Regions from separate parts of the Homo sapiens genome. Here region 1 is linked to region 2. Evidence: read pairs that join two places in POLR2A ChIA-PET (ENCODE). Cell type or tissue: B cell. All regions are shown on one strand. Links, peaks and the distances in the headings refer to the core of each region. The heading gives the core; the rest is flanking DNA.

What was found. ChIA-PET counts read pairs that join two places held together with the same protein. Peaks named below come from ENCODE experiments on the same cell type or tissue, not always from the same donor. Only the 100,000 strongest peaks of a DNase experiment are listed, where the experiment ranks them.
Region 1: POLR2A ChIA-PET joins it to region 2 with 5 read pairs; 1 of 35 experiments calls an interaction of 5 or more read pairs at or near these places.

Annotation. Positions count from the first base shown.
Region 1 is chr14:89,162,281-89,167,657 of GRCh38, reverse strand. It overlaps FOXN3 (forkhead box N3), which reads left to right. Exons shown (of 6, transcript NM_005197.4): 6 at 4,689-5,377. The coding sequence ends at 5,244. Among named protein-coding and RNA genes, the nearest start is that of FOXN3-AS3, 190 kb to the left of the region's middle. RefSeq lists enhancers at 2,112-2,241, 2,442-2,491, 1,736-2,667. In B cell, for the core only: no CTCF peak of the experiment used is centred there; DNase peaks (open chromatin) are centred at 2,177 and 2,917; H3K4me3 peaks cover 1,823 bases; H3K27ac peaks cover 3,270 bases.
Region 2 is chr14:89,327,402-89,332,778 of GRCh38, reverse strand. All of the region lies in intron 3 of FOXN3 (forkhead box N3), which reads left to right. Among named protein-coding and RNA genes, the nearest start is that of FOXN3-AS3, 20 kb to the left of the region's middle. RefSeq lists enhancers at 1,426-1,475, 2,415-2,664. In B cell, for the core only: no CTCF peak of the experiment used is centred there; DNase peaks (open chromatin) are centred at 1,148 and 2,718; H3K4me3 peaks cover 1,085 bases; H3K27ac peaks cover 1,142 bases.

The DNA.
Region 1 (5,377 bases), core at 252-5,251, 170 kb after region 2:
ATTATAGTCAGAAGAGAACCTTCCAAATGTCTTTCTACCACTTGGCTGGAGGTGGAAGTCTTTGGTCATCTCTTCTCTTCCATGTCTACTTGCAGTTGATTTTCAAAAGAAGCTTTGAACTTGCTCCAGTCCCCTGCTTCTACAATCCCATTAATCCCATCTACTTTTCACATTTGGCAAAAGATCAGAGTCCTCAACTAAATCCCTGGGGAGGACAACTACCCTACATGATATCCTTTAGAATTAGAGCCATTAGTTCCAGAGAGACTCCTAGTGCACCAGGTAAGAGGCAGAGATGACACATGCTCATTATACTGTAGTGGAACCCCTAATTAATTGGTTAAACAAATGAACAAACAAACAAAAAATGGCAGATGGCCATGTCGTAAACCTACACCTTGACTTGTTAGCTGAAAGCCTGCTCATTCTGGGTTTGAACTAATGTGATTTCTCTTTTTATGTTTGATATTTTCCAACTATTTGACAAGAGAATGAGTACCAGGTTTTATCTGAGATGAATAGCACGTGGTTTTGTTGAGCCACATGCTTTAAACTTTTAGAGGCCCAGTAAAATCAGGTGGCTCTGATTTATGCTAATTGCAATATCGTTACACATAAATTCAGCTAAAACTGAAAAATTGCAGGCATTTCGGATGTATCACATGTTCACTTTAATGAATGATTTTTAAGAAAGTGGTTAGAAATTCACCTTCCAACATGTTCAGAATGGCTGGTTTCTTTTAAGCATTTGTTGTCCTGTAATGGCAATCCCTGCGGCGGGAAACATTTGACACCAAGTCAGTGCAGCTGGCTTGCACCATCGTGAATAACATTGCACCAAGTTATTAATAATTGAAGGAGCTTTTCACTTCCTGCTGAGTTTTGTGTGTAACTTATGGATTACATAATCCCAAGCTAAAATCTCAGGGAAGGTTAATTTCATCAAATGAGAAAGAGAGACATTTATATTTTAATTCTCACTCCCTGAAGTTATGTCTGTGTACCTGTTTTCATCCAGAAATATTATCAGTGGATGTATTGGTTTTCTGTCTTCATCACAGTAAACTTCCTTCTTCAGGAGTGACAGGGAGATATTTTGAATTCCTGCTTGAACCATCTTTGAGACTGTCCGGGCCACCCCACTCAACAACCATGGGGCTCTCTGAGCTTCTGTTTTTCTGTGAAATGGGTTAAGTAGGCCAGTGTTCCAATAGGGACTTGGGTCATGGACTCTGTTGGCATGCAGTCTGATTCTAGGTGGTACCGGAAACTCTGCCCCACACAGCATCAAATCAGGGGCTGTGGAATCATTCTCTTTTCTATTCTCCCTTTAATCCATGGGATCTCTTTAAGAAGAAAGTTTCCATTTGGATCCCCCTCTTTAATGCTGCTAATCTCCCTGTTTAAGAAAGAAAGAGACATTCTCAGGCTCGAAACCATTCCTCTTATGATAGTGTGGAGCTCACGTTTAACATCATTGCTTTGGTTCTAGAGTATTTCTCCCCCTCCCTAAAACTTTGATTTAAAAAATGTTCAAACTTAGGAAAAAAGGGAAAGAAAAGCACAATGAATAGCACAGACCCTTCACCTAGATTCACCAGGAATCAGCACTGTGGAGCACTTGCTTTATTTCTCACTCTCCCACTCGTGATTCTCCCCATCTGTGTTCAGAGAGGGATCATGTTCTGCTTAACTGTGGTAGTGACGTGAGTTGTAAGCCCCAAGTTATTTTTTAAAAGAAACATTCAGAACTGAATCCATTTATTAAAAGCTAAATATAGCCCACTTTACTCTTTCAAGTATACTTAGATTTACTATGAAACTGTTTGATGTTAGTTCAGTGGGTGAATTATTTTTGTATTTTACAGTAGTTCCCTCAAATGGCAAAAATTAAAAGGACCATACAACGAGACTTTCATTTTCGTTTGCTCTAATAACTATTAATAGCTAGCTGTATGATTAATTACATTTACCAAGTTTCACATTTGGTGACACCTCAAAGTAATCTTATCCCAGCCATCTTTATGCACCCAAGACACAGCCAAGAAATAGGAAGTCTGCAGAAAACAGATACGGAGGAGGCCAAACCCCAAAGCTCAGGGGCTGTGTTCACAGGCAAGCCCTGGAGGAACTCCTCTTGAAGGGCCTGTTTCCTCTGACTTGGTGCTGGGTTCCCATACGCCTCCCGATCCAGAATAGAAAGAGAAAACAAGACTGCTCAGAGTGAACAAGTCACAGCAGCAGGAAGTCGCAGGAATCGGACCACAAGTAAAAAACATGATCAGGCACCACAAACAGCCTTGCTCTGTGCTCAGGACAGTTCATTTAATCCTCACGCAGCCCCACAAGGTAGATGAGGAAGCTGAGTCTTCAAGAAGTAAAACAGCCTGCTCAAAGTCACCAGTAAGCAACACTGGGATATGAGCACAGGCGTGTGTGGCTTGCAAGCCAGGCTCTGTCTGTAAGGATTTAGGGGAGGTGGTGTGTATCTGGGATCACGGAGCACAGGACACAAGCTGGGACCCTTCTGGGTCTCACTGGGACTTCCGTGTACAAATGCACACATTGTAAGTGTTGGGGTTCATCAGGAGGCTCTCGGACATCTAGCAAAGGCTGAGTTTTGATAATGACCCTCATACATTTTGCTGGTGGACACGACAGTACGGAGTCTCTCCCCCAGCCTAAATTTAGCAAAATACCACCGGCCCTGGGGCCCCAGGAGAGCAGCTCCTTCGCCTCACTCCCTACTGCACCCTTTTCATTAGGGACTCTTTCCCTTCCCCTTTCACTTTCTATGTGGGATGCAGCTGAAGTCTCCCTGAGCCTCAAGGCCCATGAGGGTGACAGGAGAAAAGCCAGGGTAGAGATTGTCACTACTGTTATCTCACTGGTGGTCCTGACCCCACAGCCCTTCTACCAGTGCCGTATCCTCAGCGTGTGCCCGGTGAGTCATGGTGGTGGAGACCCACAGTCATTTCCCAAGCTTCATGCTCTCAGCCACGTGATTCCACCTGTGCCGCACTTCCTCAGTTTATCTGCTGTGTCCACCGTGCTGACACGGCGATAGCCACTGGGGGCCTAGCAGTAACCACACCCTGTCTCATGGAGCTAGCTCTCTAATGGGACACATGACCACACAGTTCATAATGATGGTGGGGAGTGCCCTCTATGGAGGGGATGTAAGAGTACTTACAGTTGGGGTCATCTAGGCAGGAAAAGTATGGTCATGTTCCCCAGAACTCTTAGAAATGGATCACGAGGTAGATGAGCTTACAGGAAACCGGGCCAGCATGGTGCCATAGAACAGTTCCCATCCCTGCCAAATTCTTCAGCCCTTGTGTCCAAGGTCAGATGCCTTGTCTTCCACAAAACATTCCCTGGCGTCCACCCTTCGTCCCCTTCAGCTACAAGTGACCCTCCTCTCCTGCAAGTATTCATCCTTCTGAAGGCTGGGCGCCAGGCACTAACAGACAGGCAGCTGCCTCCCAGACATAAGGAGCATGGGTCCTAACCAGGAATAAGCTTCACAGCCATTGCTGTCAGGCCAAGCCGTGGTCCAGGCACCTGCAGGCATTAATTCGTGTCCTCAGCCCCACACCCACGGGGAGCAGGTGTAGTTACTATTCCCACTTTCGCGATAAGGAAGCACAAGGAAAGTACATCGCTCAGATGTAAAGACACAAAGAAATAATCAGAGGTGTGATGAGTGCTACAGACGCCTTATAGGCATGGGTAGCAGGGACCTTGTTATAGGGAAATCACAAAGGAGGGTCGGTCTGGTGATGTAGCTAAGACCTCAAGTCTGAGAGTCAGACTTTGATTCCAGTCCCTGCTCCGCAAGTGATCAGTTGTGTGACTTTAAGTACATCACTGAACTTCTCCAGGCTTCACTTCGAGCCACTGTAAAATAAGGATGCTAATATCCACCTTACGGAGTTAAACATGGTCCTCTGCACAGACTTAGCAGAGCGCCTGGCAGGTGTTGAGTTCGGGAAGTCGTAGTTTATTGCCCTCTGGTCTGTGATGCGACCCTGGCTTGCCTCTCTGTTAGGCTGCAACATCGCTGTGGCAGTGTCTATATCCGATCCAACCCCGTGTCCCTCCCCCAGAACCCTCCCTAAGGTCATGCATTTCTGTTAGGCGCTCAGTGAGTATTTGTAGATTGCATGAACGAGGGAGGGAATGCATGAGTGAGTAGCTGTCACCACATGGCAGGTATCTTTGCTGAACACTGGTTTAGTCTTCTGACAAAAGCCTCCTAATGTAGCCGCTTCAGACGAGAGCAGGCTTTTTTCTCTGAAGTACCCAGCCAACATCGTCTGGCGGTGTCTGACTCTGTGGTGTTGGCGGGGACACGAACCAAGCACAGCTTGATTTTTATGGTTTAATGTAAGAGATGGAGCCTCCACCACTGTCGCTTCAGAAGATTGTTGTTTTGACGTCTCAGCCACACAAATGGAGTGAAACTGCCATTATAGGAGATAAGCAGGGGAGACTGAGGTGTCAGGATTTAGGACCCTGCCTTCAAAGCAGATCCACCTGTTGCCCCCACAGTTTGCGAGTGGCTCCATTGAACACAAAGGGACTGATGGTTGAATGCAGGCGGGCTGCCGGGTGCCCCCATCTGAGGACGTCTAACTGTGTCCCTTCTTTGTCTCCCGTCCCTCCCCACTGTCCTCGCTCTGCAGGAATGGCATCACCAGCTGCCGGATGCGGACTGAGAGTGAGCCATCTTGTGGCTCCCCAGTGGTCAGCGGAGACCCCAAGGAGGATCACAACTACAGCAGTGCCAAGTCCTCCAACGCCCGGAGCACCTCGCCCACCAGCGACTCCATCTCCTCCTCCTCCTCCTCAGCCGACGACCACTATGAGTTTGCCACCAAGGGGAGCCAGGAGGGCAGCGAGGGCAGCGAGGGGAGCTTCCGGAGCCACGAGAGCCCCAGCGACACGGAAGAGGACGACAGGAAGCACAGCCAGAAGGAGCCCAAGGATTCTCTGGGGGACAGCGGGTACGCATCCCAGCACAAGAAGCGCCAGCACTTCGCCAAGGCCAGGAAGGTCCCCAGCGACACACTGCCCCTCAAAAAGAGACGCACCGAAAAGCCCCCCGAGAGCGATGATGAGGAGATGAAAGAAGCGGCAGGGTCCCTCCTGCACTTAGCAGGGATCCGGTCCTGTTTGAATAACATCACCAATCGGACGGCAAAGGGGCAGAAAGAGCAAAAGGAAACCACAAAAAATTAAAAACAAGTCACTGATTTGTTTTGAACTTACGACCATTTGGTTTCAGCATGTCAGGAGATTTCTAATGATTTGTGGCAATATCAGCAATTTTTTTTCTTTTTTCTTGTTTTTGGTTTGGTTTTCTTTCTTTTCT
Region 2 (5,377 bases), core at 280-5,279:
CGTCCTGTAGGTTGCCTTTTTCATTTTGTAGACTATTTCCTTTGCTGTACAAAAAACTTTTTAGTTTGATGTAGTCCCACTTATGTTTGCTTTTGTGCCTGTACTTTTGGTGTCGTATCCAAAAAATCATCGCCAAGACCAATGTCATGGAGTTTTCCCCCTTTGTTTTCTTCTAGTTTAACAGTTTCAAGTCTTAACATTGAATTAAAGTTTTAATCCATCTTGAGTGGATTTTTGTCTGGAAAATTTCGTTTTAACAAAGTCTTTAGACCAGCATTAAGGGACAAGGAGTGAAGCATCAGAATCACAAGAGGGACATTAAGAAAATTATATAGGGTGTTGATGGTGGGAGAGGCCATGGAGACCGGGGATGGGGGTAAGGGTATATGGGAACTGACTGTACTTTTTGCTCACTTTTGTTGTGAGCTTAAAATTTCTCTTAAAAGATGAAGTCTGTTATTAAAATATATGTATATAATTTTCCTGACCCTGGAGAGCTGGATATGGTATTTAAAATCATTGACTTAGTGAGTCATAGTTAACTGTGCAGGGTGTCTGCCCCTCTCTGCGCTGTTCAACAGAAAATACATGTTGAGAATTAGTGTCTTAATCATAGAATATTGCAGCAGAAAAGAACCTAAAATCACCCAGTTTAGAGTCCTTAGGTGGGACACCACATGAACAGCTTCCTGGGGTTGTTAGGACTTTAGTTTTGAGTATACATGAAGTTGCCCGTGGTCAATAAGTTTGGGAAACGCAGCTCATTATAACTTCTTTGTAGTAAGCCAAAATTAAGATATTTCCTACATTTTATCAAACAGACATTAAAAAAATCACAGCACACTGATCAACATATTCCAAGGAACACCAATTTGGGAACAAGTAATCTAAAATAAAGATTACCACTCCGTAATGGGTTATGAAATCAATGTAGGGGTTACAACTATCTTTTTGTTTTACAAAAAATAATACAGTAGAATAAGAAATACCAGAGTGCATTGCACAGAGGAGGCTATTATTTTGTGAAACCTTTGTTTCAGTTATGTATGGTATATTTGTGTGAACTCAGTCAGAATGAAGCCTATTTGTTACTATAAATGGTGGCCAAAAATACGCTGGAGAAGACTGGTCTGATTCAGTTCCTCAATTTTACAACTGAAAACACAGAGGAGACCCATGTGGTCCTAAGATCACACGGGGAGTTAGTAACAGATTGAGTCTGAGTCTGTTCTTCATCCTCAGTCCCCTTCACCACTGCTTTTGCTAAATCCATAGACCATCCTGTTTAAAAAGCAACACTCAGGGAAACAACGCAAACGTCCATCAGCAGGTGGTGGATGAACAAAACGTGTCTTGTACAGACAATGGAATATTACTCAGCCTTGGAAAAGAATGAAATTCTGACACAGGCCACAACATAGATGAACTTTGAACATTATGCAGAGTGAAAAAAGCCAGATACAAAAGGACAAATATCATATGATTCCACTTATATGAAGTTTTCCTAGAATAGACAAATAACATAGAGACAGAAAGTGGATTAGTGGTTACCAGGGCCTGGGGGAAGGTGGGAATGGGGAGTTAGTATTTAATGTGTACAGAGTTTGGGATGATGAAGAAGTTCTGGAAATAAATAGTAGGGATGGTTGCACAACAGTGTGAATACACCAAATGCCACTGAACTGTATGTACACCTAAAAAATTGTTTAAGTGGCAAATTTCATATTTTGTGTATTTTATCACACATTCCAAAATGAATCTAGGCGCAAAAGAAGAAGAGGAAACAGAACAACGTAGCATTTCTTGTAGACAGACCTCATTTCACATTCCAGCAGCCGTTTATTCCTTCAGCCTACCCCTTGGTGGGCCCAGGTCCTGAGGATTCTGAGGCAAACAGGACAGGCTCCCTGGCCTTAGGAATCCATGGAACCGACTGTGGCCAAGTGTGGCCTTGATTCTGGAATCCCTGGCAGGTGATGACTGCTGGCATTTCCACAGGTGATGCATTTTACAGCAGCGAGTGATGCTTAGCCAATGACCTTTCATGTGCTAATAGCTCTGATTTTTCCAATTGCAGCATTTGGATAAACCCACAATTTGCTTTTGGAATGCCAAGGAAAAACATCGTTTATGGTTTTTCTTTTGGTCTCACCCCTTTCATCAGTTGGTCTTTAGCCTTAACCCATAAACAAATAGCCTTTTCTCTCTTTACTCTTCCCTCTTTCTTTGCAAGACCTCCAGGCTCCCTGCAAATGGCAATTCAAGCGACATGCTCCTACCCACAAGTTACAGTGATTCACGCTGGCTCCATTCTGTACTCTTGCTTCACATGTTTGGATATGAGAGTCAGAAGACTCGGGGTGAGCCAGAAATGAGGTCAGGGGCAGCTGGGTAGCAGAAGCGGGATGTCTGTTTCTTTCTTGTAGCTGACTTAAGATTTTTGATACTCCCAGTGCAGGGCAATTTCTGCCCGTACAAGCTGTGGCAGATAGGAGTCTACCGCTGGCTCTATTTGAGGGCATTGGAGATTTCTTACTACCTGGCAGGCACCCCTGTGCTTCTAGCCCCTCCACTGTTATTGACAAACAGGTTTGTGCTTCCAGCCACCCTGTCAGAATCTCTGCAGCCCTCAAGTCAGCAGCAGCATTAAAGGAAACCTGGAGGATGTCTCTCTAACTCCACCAGTGAAAATAGTTAACTGGGCTTACTGGGAGCTAAGAAAATAGTTTATTTTTATGTTACATTGAACTTTACCACAAATGGCGGGGGAGCAGGGATGGCTGGCACACATCATGATAATGATCTTGAAACCGTTAGCATAGTCTGTGAGTTTTAGGTCCACCCAGGGTTTTTCCGCCTTGGTACTATTGACATTTGGGGCCAGATAATTCTTTTTTTTTTTTTTTTTTTTTTTTTTTTTTTTGAGACTGAGTCTCGCTCTGTCGCCCAGGCTGGAGTGCAGTGGCACGATCTCGGCTCACTGCAAGCTCCGCCTCCCGGGTTCACAGCATTCTCCTGCCTCATCCTCCCTAGTAGCTGGGACAGGTGCCCGCCACCACACCCGGCTAATTTGTTTTGTATTTTTAGTAGAGACAGGGTTTCACCATGTTAGGCAGGATGGTCTCGAACTCCTGACCTTGTGATCCGCCCGCCTCGGCCTCCCAAAGTGCTGGGATTACAGGCTTGAGCCACCGCGTCCGGCAGGGGCCAGAGAATTGTTTATTGTGAGAGGCTGTCCTGTGCCTTGTAGGATGTCTGGAAACATCCTTGGCCTCTACCCACCAGGTACCAGTAGCACCCCCACCCACCACCAAGTTGTGGTGATGGAAAACGTCTGCAGATATTGCCAGATGTTCCCTGGGGAGCAAAACCAACCCCAGTTGAGGACCACTGGCACACCCCAAATCCCTTCTGCTATGTTCCGAGTTTTAAATGTTGAGGACTTTTTCCATGGATATTCTGGAAATAATAATGAAAAAGAGCTTGGGGTTTTGGTTTGATTCCTGCTTTATTAGTATTAAAGGGTGTGTAAGCATCACAGCCTGGGAAAAATTAACACCTACTATCTATGTCAGAATGAATCTGTTACCCATGTACTAGGCTTGGTTCCGTGAGGGGTGCTATATCTTGGGCAACATGATTTCTGGTGTGGTCCAGCTGCCGAAGAATTGCACAGTGGTGAGGGTCGGTGGCCTCTCTTATATCATCTACTTTGCTGTATTTCCCAGATGGCAGGCCGAGGCCTTGCATGGTTATAAGCTGAGCACAGGAGCAGGTAAGCTGAGATGGAGGAGGCCTGCATCCGTGGCCTCTGAGTACTACTTGTCCTCTTTTCCTTCTGTGCCAGTCCCATGGCTGAATGACATAGGCAGCTTATTTCATTGCACGTCTTATATCTTTCTCTTCCACATCTAAATGGAGGATGGTACCTGCTCTTTATCTTGTTATCACCTGTCAAGCTCTACCCTTGTCGTGGTGTCAGTTATTTGAGATCATGGAATTATCTGTGATGTAATTACCTGTTCTGGAGCCCCAGATGGATTCCTAAGGGCCATCCTCCAAAAAGCCAAGCCTCCGTTTCCCTTTGAGGCTGTGCTAGTGGGAATGTGTCTTTGCCCATTCATCTAGTGCTGCTGGTGGGAATGTCTCTTCTCCTATTCATCCAGTGCTGCTGGTGGGAATGTCTCTTCTCCTATTCATCCAGTGCTGCTGGTGGGAATGTCTCTTCCCCCATTCATCCAGGGCTGCTGTTGGGAATGTCTCTTTAACCATTCACCCAGGGCTGCTGTTGGGAATGTCTCTTCACCCATTCAACCAGGGCTGCTGTTGGGAATGTCTCTTTACCCATTCACCCAGGGCTGCTGTTGGGAATGTCTCTTCACCCATTCATCCAGGGCTGCTGGTGGGAATGTCTCTTCCCCCATTCATCCAGGGCTGCTGTTGGGAATGTCTCTTTGCCCATTCATCCAGGGCTGCTGGTGGGAATGTCTCTTCGCCCATTCATCTAGGGCTGCTGGAACTCCTGTGTGCCATGCTTTGTGCGGGTTACTTGGGATCCTTGATGACTGAGCCAGGTTTCCTGTCATCAGAGCGTACACCTCCAGTTAGAAAGATGGACTTGTAAACAAATCTAATGTAACATGAGACTTGCTTTCGGTCATCTGTACAAAAGTGCTGTAGTTTAACGATCCTGGCTGTTTTGAAGCTCTTCCCAAGTATTGAAGTACTGAAACACAGTGGTGACATTTTGGAAGGCATTAGCCTGTGGTCTGGGAGAATGCTATTTGGGAGTCTGAAAACCTGGGTTTTTAGTGTTGACACTGGCCCTGATTAGCTGTGTGCTAATTCCTGTAAACCTGAGTCACTTCATCTTAATGGACTTCCCTCCCTAGGTTTATAAAATGAGGTGGTTGGGCTAGATCATCTCTAACGTTCCTTCTGATTCTGGTAGCCTCTGCTTATTATAATGTTTAAAGACTGGAAACTTCGAGATTAGCCAGCCTTTGTGAGGAGGATTTATTGTAAGTTTTTAAAGTGGCTTCCCTGCTCATTTGTGCCTTTGGGGAGACTTGGGCAACTCTGGTATGGTCAGAAGCCTAGCAACACTTTGAGGCCCCATCTGAGGGGTAAACTAGTAGTCTGAAAGACTAAACAGATGTCTTGCCCTGAAGTTCCAGAAGAAAGATACCATCTGTAAATAGCCTCATCAACTTTCATAGGGCTTTTGGCGGGTAGAGGTGCCTTTTACCATTATCCTTCTGTCCACTTGTGGATTTGTATAAATCCATTAGGTTAAAATTATCCATTCCTTTTGCTCTTGAAGCTGTAGGTCAGTTTCCTGCCCAGTTTAAACCTTGTCGCATACTTGTCACTTTTA